Regions from separate parts of the Homo sapiens genome. Here region 1 is linked to region 2. Evidence: chromatin loops called from intact Hi-C (ENCODE). Cell type or tissue: PC-3. All regions are shown on one strand. Each heading gives the region's core, and the rest is flanking DNA. Links, peaks and the distances in the headings are about the cores only. Region 1 has its middle 230 kb from the start of LINC01515. Region 2 has its middle 54 kb from the start of LINC02671.

Region 1 (2,936 bases), core at 256-2,755, 360 kb after region 2:
CTGCTTTAGCATTTTTGAAGGCATAAATCTAGTTCCGTATCTTGGAAAATCTGTGTTCCTCAAATCTATCTTGACACTTGGGGAAAACTCTCCTCCTTTCTCTATTCCTGTCTATATCCTTTAAAGGCCTTGACATTTCCCTTCTTCCTTTCTGGCACATCAAGCATCATTTCTTCAGCTTGGATATTCACAATGGCAGGAAGAGGAATTGTGTTTAGTTTCTTCTGGTAACCTTACAATTTGCCCAGAGGCTAAGGGACACATATGGTCTGGAAACTGTAGCAACTTTATTAGAAGAAGTGGAGGAGAAGCAGTGATATCAATAAATTATCGTATCAAAACTTTCCATGGCTTCCTTTATTATTTTATTTAGGGCTGCCATGGTTCTCTTTATCTGTTGCTTACTGAGGAGAACATGCTATTTTCTGCTGATTAGGCTCACATAATAGAATGGATAATACAATTGTTTAGTAGGTGGTAAGATTTAGTGGAAAGAACACAAGGTATAAAATCATATGTGCTATGTTTGCATTCCAGTTTACGCATCTATTAGCTGTGTTAGCTTTAAAATAATACTTAAATGAGTCATAATTCTTCATTTGTGGAATAGTGAAAACAATTCCAGAATTATGGTGATTTTGTGAGAACTTGGTAGGCATCCAGTATTTCCTATCTTTCCTGTATTTCTTTCCATCTACTTCAAATTTGAGGTAGTTAATAGCATGGACTCAGTATAACTGATTAGAGCAAAATGTGATTGTAGTTTGTTGTTGCTTTGTTATTATTATTATAATTCTGCTCCATATATCTTCCAGTGCTGAACTTCCCAATTCAAACCAAACAAAATATAGTAAAACCTGAGACCATGCTTAGTTAACAAAAAGTTAAAAACTAAAAGTCTTACTGTCCTATGTAATAATGCCTGAAGCATGGCTTAAGCCAAGTTTAAAAGATGTGAACCTTATCTCCTAAGATTCAATAAATGTATTTCGTTTTGTTAGTGAAAAATTTCCTTCAGGTTTAGGTCAGAATTTCTCTAAAATAAAATAGCAACATATCTATACTTTGTCACTATTCTCAGTAAACCATTAGAGCTGCATTATGGCAATCTTGTAAAATTTATGCCCTTCTTAAAATTCCTTTCACATTTATTTTAAGACTACAAAGTCAAGGATGTCTGCTCACACTGGGACTTCCCAGATCTATATTACTAACCAGAGGGATAGGAGAAACTCTACTGTTTTCTTAATTGGGCTCCTTCCAGGTTTCCCACTCACTTATATTTCTTTGCCTCTATTTCCAAAGTGAAAACAGTTCTACCTCATTCCATTTTCTCTATTCCAGGTATAGGTTCACTCCTCCCAGGTTTAATAGTCTTATTCCGAGCACTGCAACTTTTTCATTCCTTCCTCTTGAAGTGTCAGCTTTTGTTTAACCCATTGGTGATGCTTCAATAACATTACCCAGAAGTGGCAACGCAAAGAGAAAAATGGAACAGATGCTGTGTGCATTATCACCAGAGAGCACAGAGGAGAACTGACTGTAGTTGATAACTCTTGATGGGGTAATTGAGCTATCTGTGGTGGATCCTCCGGAATTTATTATTTTCTTAACCACAGAAAAGTGGTATTTACTCTCAGCCTTGAGCATTTGAATGGTTGAATTGTTATCCTGAGATTATGTCCAGAGTTGCTAACAATTGGACCTCTGATTATAGACCTTCCTTTAAAACACATACACAGGCCTGCGATGAAGATTTAATCTGAAATGACTCAGAGGGTGAACTTCCTTTTCTGAAAAAATGTTTCAGTAGCAGCTGTGTTTTCTGGCATCAATCCTACCAAAATGCTGACCTAGCTTGACCCTGGAAGTCCCTTTTAGAAACATAGTTTTGGAGATATCTTTCTTAATAGCAAATTTACTTTGTTAGGGTCCAGTAAGCTATCTCCATATACTAGTAAAGCCTCATTGTTTTGATTCATTCTACTTTCTAAATTTTAGTAATTTAATGACAAGGATTAAAATTATCTAAAAGTTGTAATAGGTAAAAAATTCAAAAAGGGAAAGTGTAATTATGACCAAGATTGATGTTTAGTTTATATACACTAGGATGACTGTATTGATTGTGAAGATGCTAAAGTGTTTTATATTTTTGGTCATATTCTCAAATGTTCAGAGTTTCTCTCACTCTATCCATTGCCCTGGCTCTCCTGGAAATTAATGTTGAATCCCTGAGCCTCCACACAGGGGTTTTATAGAATCCTGTTCCAGTTATGTCTGCTGTTGGTTTTTATTGGTGGTTTTCCTGCTAGGAAAAGTCCACCTTTCAGGTACCACAGCTGGCTCTTACACACCTTTGTCCCATGTGTGTGAGTCAGTCAGCTTACCATGGCTCTTTAACACCTGTTCTCATTAATCTCCATAGTCAGAGTAAGCCCAGATACAAGAAAAGGAAATGTCTTTCATGATGATAATGCCATCACATCAGAGAGAAAATTCTCAGTTTCCTTTTGCGTGCCCACAGACAATGGCCCTATGTTATTAGACAGATTCATTTGCAGTCACTGTCATTACCACTAATCAAACTGCAGCATACACAGGACTTGCCTTAAGGAAGACTGAGAATGAAGTCATAGACAGTACAGTAATGAAGAACAAATTGAGCATTAATCAGGTACAGTGGACTCTTATAAAGAGGGTTTATAAGCAACAGCAAAAGGATGTGAGTAGCGGACAGGGATTTTGGGGTTGTGGGGGGCAGGAAAATACCAATGGTTTGAGTATCTCTTTCTACTGTGAGAGTTGAATTTTATTGTTATTTAGTGGGACAGTTTATTAAAACCAGTGGAATTCCTGCACATTGTGGGCATTGAAACAGCTTAATTATTAAATGTGAATGATAATGCTTATATACTGTTCAATCTATGTTGCACACA
Region 2 (2,936 bases), core at 328-2,827:
CCCTGTAGTAACTGAAGGAAGGTTTAAACTCAGAAGATGGGAGGGGTGTCTGGGCAGCTAATACTCTCTTTGAACTTACTTTGGGTTAGATGTACATGCTTACTTTGTGAAAATTCATCAAGCTATTAAGTATGTGTGTAATACTATTATTATTAAGTGCATACATAAGCTATTAAGTATGTATGATTAATACATACATAATAAATAGCTTGATGTAGCTGTAAATATATTATACTTTACTAAAATATCATTTTATAGATTCTATGGGGAAAAGATTGTCTCATCTGTGAACTTAAATCTATTAGACTATTCTAGAGCAATGACGGGTAATTAAATTGCACTTAAGGGGAGACCATCAAATCAATTTCTGTCAAAAATTTTAAAATAATATTCAAACACATGAGAATATACAAAGACAGAAACATGATATTTTCTCAATAATATATTTGAATACACAATAGTATAGTATTGAAAAATACATAAAGATCTGAGTTCTATTTTAGATTTTTAGTATAACTAACGAGAATTTGGGGTTCTGGATTTATTAGCATTAAAATAAGGGAAATACAATTTTTCTTATTTAAAAAATATGTAAAGCGAAAAGTTAAAAAATGGAAAAATTTGAACATTAATAGCTTTATGGAATCACAAGAATTCTCTTCTAGCCTAAATACATATTAAATATATATTGCTAAAAGAATATATGGCAAATATAAAGCATTTTTTATAAATTCAAAATATACTAAATGAAATGCATTCTAAATATCTCAAATAGTGAATTGGCTAAGTAAATAACACTATTCTATTGAAATAAATATAATGAAAGTCTAAATTAATGTTTAGAAATGATAAAATAACATGTAAATATTTAAGAAGTTTCGAAGAAAGCAAATTACATTTATAATTTTAACAACATATTATGGTCATAGAATTATATAAAAAACAGTATAAACTACATCTAGAAACCCTCTAAGAAAATAGTCCAAAGGTATATAGTAGTTTTTTCTGATAAGATCATTTATTTTTTCTTCTACTTTGGAATTTTTCCAGTCATCTATAATGATGATGCATTATCTTTACAATATAAAAATGGACAATTAATATATATCTTCTCATTTCCTTCACTTTATTCTTTCATCTGTTTAGAATTTAATTTTTTTAATCACAGCTACATTATGTAAGAGTCCAGCCTGGTAAATGTTTATTAAATACCTCTGTGTTAGTGCAAAAAGAAATGCAAAGGTGCCTAATACAATTATTCACCATCAGAGAATACTTGACTTAATAGTCCAAATTTGTTAAAAATTAAGTGGAGGGTTTGAAGAAAATGTCAGAAAAGTTACTTTAATTATTGCTGAAATTTAATTCCAAATATAAATGGTTTTCCTTTCATAGAAGTCTCAAATTGTAATTTAATTAATTTTAAAATAATTTTAAGAAAAAATCTTTTGAATCTAGTTTTCTGTGAGATTATGTAAACTTCTACATATATTATCAGTGATAGTTAACATTAGGTGGCACTGTTTTCCTTTTGGAAAACAAAAAACAAAACAAAAATCAAAAAAATTACATTTGTGTTCTGCTAGTCCATAATAGAATCTAAAGTATGTTCAAGGAGGGAGTTTAATTAAAATGTAGCAGATGTTTTAGAAATGTATTGCCCACCAAAAATTTTATATACTAGGTGCTCTATTAGCAATAATGCAATATGTTATATGTTATAAAAAGAGGAATATATGTTACAAAAATGGGAACATGTTTTATAGATTATGGATTAAGCTTTCAATGAGTATACTTTAAATTATGTTAAAATATGCTTTCTCTGGTTTCATATACAGTTTGCAAAACTTTACCTTGCCATCTGGAGTCTTGTTGTAGTAGGGGGTAGGGGTGGAATTTACTTTTCAATAAAGATATGAAATTTAATTACATTACAATGGCATTATATTCACAGCTACTTCAGTCATTATTGTGTTTGCCTCAGCGTCTAAAATCAAAATTTTTTGTCCTCTTGCTAATCCTTGCTCTTTGAAAGCCTTCATTGTGCCTTTTCAAACTTAATTTACAGATTACACATGCAACCTAAATAATAAACATTTTGATATACACAAATCTTTTTAAACATCTTAGATGTATGTCAGCAGCAAGAGACGAGAAAATACACACACAATATCATCATTAACCAGTTAACCACACATTTTTTTAATTTACTTTTTATTTTTGACATTTATCATTTGCCTGGTGTATTTATTTATTCATTTATTTATTTATTTTTATATCCATAAGTTATTGGGGAACAGGGGATGGTTGGTTACGTGAGTAAGTTCTTTAGTGGTGATTTGTGAGATTTTGGTGCACCCATCACCCGAGCAGTATACACCGCACCCTATTTGTAGTTTTGTTTTGTTTTGAGACGGAGTCTCCCTCTTTCGCCCAGGCCGGACTGCAGTGGCGCTATCTCGGCTCACTGCAAGCTCCGCCTCCCGGGTTCACGCCATTCTCCTGCCTCAGCCTTCCGAGTAGCTGGGACTATAGGCGCCCGCCACCATGCCCGGCTAATTTTTTGTATTTTTGTATTTTTAGGAGGGACTGGGTTTCACCGATTAGCCAGGATGGTCTCGATCTCCTGACCTCGTGATCCGCCCGCCTCGGCCTCCCAAAGTGCTGGGATTACAAGCGTGAGCCACCGCGCCCGGCCCCCTATTTGTAGTTTTTTATCCTTCACCTTCTTCCCTCCGTTTTCTCCTGATTCCCCAAAGTCCATTGTGTCATTCTTATGCCTTTGCATCCTCATAGCTTAGCTCCCACTTATGAGTGAGAACATACGATGTTTTAACCACACATTTAAAGACAAAACTTCTTTACATTATACCTTACTTCTTACATGTAAGTTTTTGATACATTCTGAGTTAGTTTTTGTACATGGCTTGAGATAG

What was found. Hi-C counts contacts between places; a loop is a spot of excess contacts. Peaks named below come from ENCODE experiments on the same cell type or tissue, not always from the same donor. Only the 100,000 strongest peaks of a DNase experiment are listed, where the experiment ranks them.
Region 1: a loop joins it to region 2, with 3 times the contacts of the local background. A loop is called at or near these places in 2 of 110 quality-filtered maps.

Annotation. Positions count from the first base shown.
Region 1 is chr10:65,339,971-65,342,906 of GRCh38, forward strand. No RefSeq gene overlaps it. Among named protein-coding and RNA genes, the nearest start is that of LINC01515, 230 kb to the right of the region's middle. In PC-3, for the core only: no CTCF peak of the experiment used is centred there; a DNase peak (open chromatin) is centred at 1,731; H3K27ac peaks cover 543 bases.
Region 2 is chr10:64,976,606-64,979,541 of GRCh38, forward strand. No RefSeq gene overlaps it. Among named protein-coding and RNA genes, the nearest start is that of LINC02671, 54 kb to the left of the region's middle. RefSeq lists an enhancer at 480-649. In PC-3, for the core only: CTCF peaks have their summits at 1,530 (motif pointing right) and 1,731; no DNase peak of the experiment used is centred there.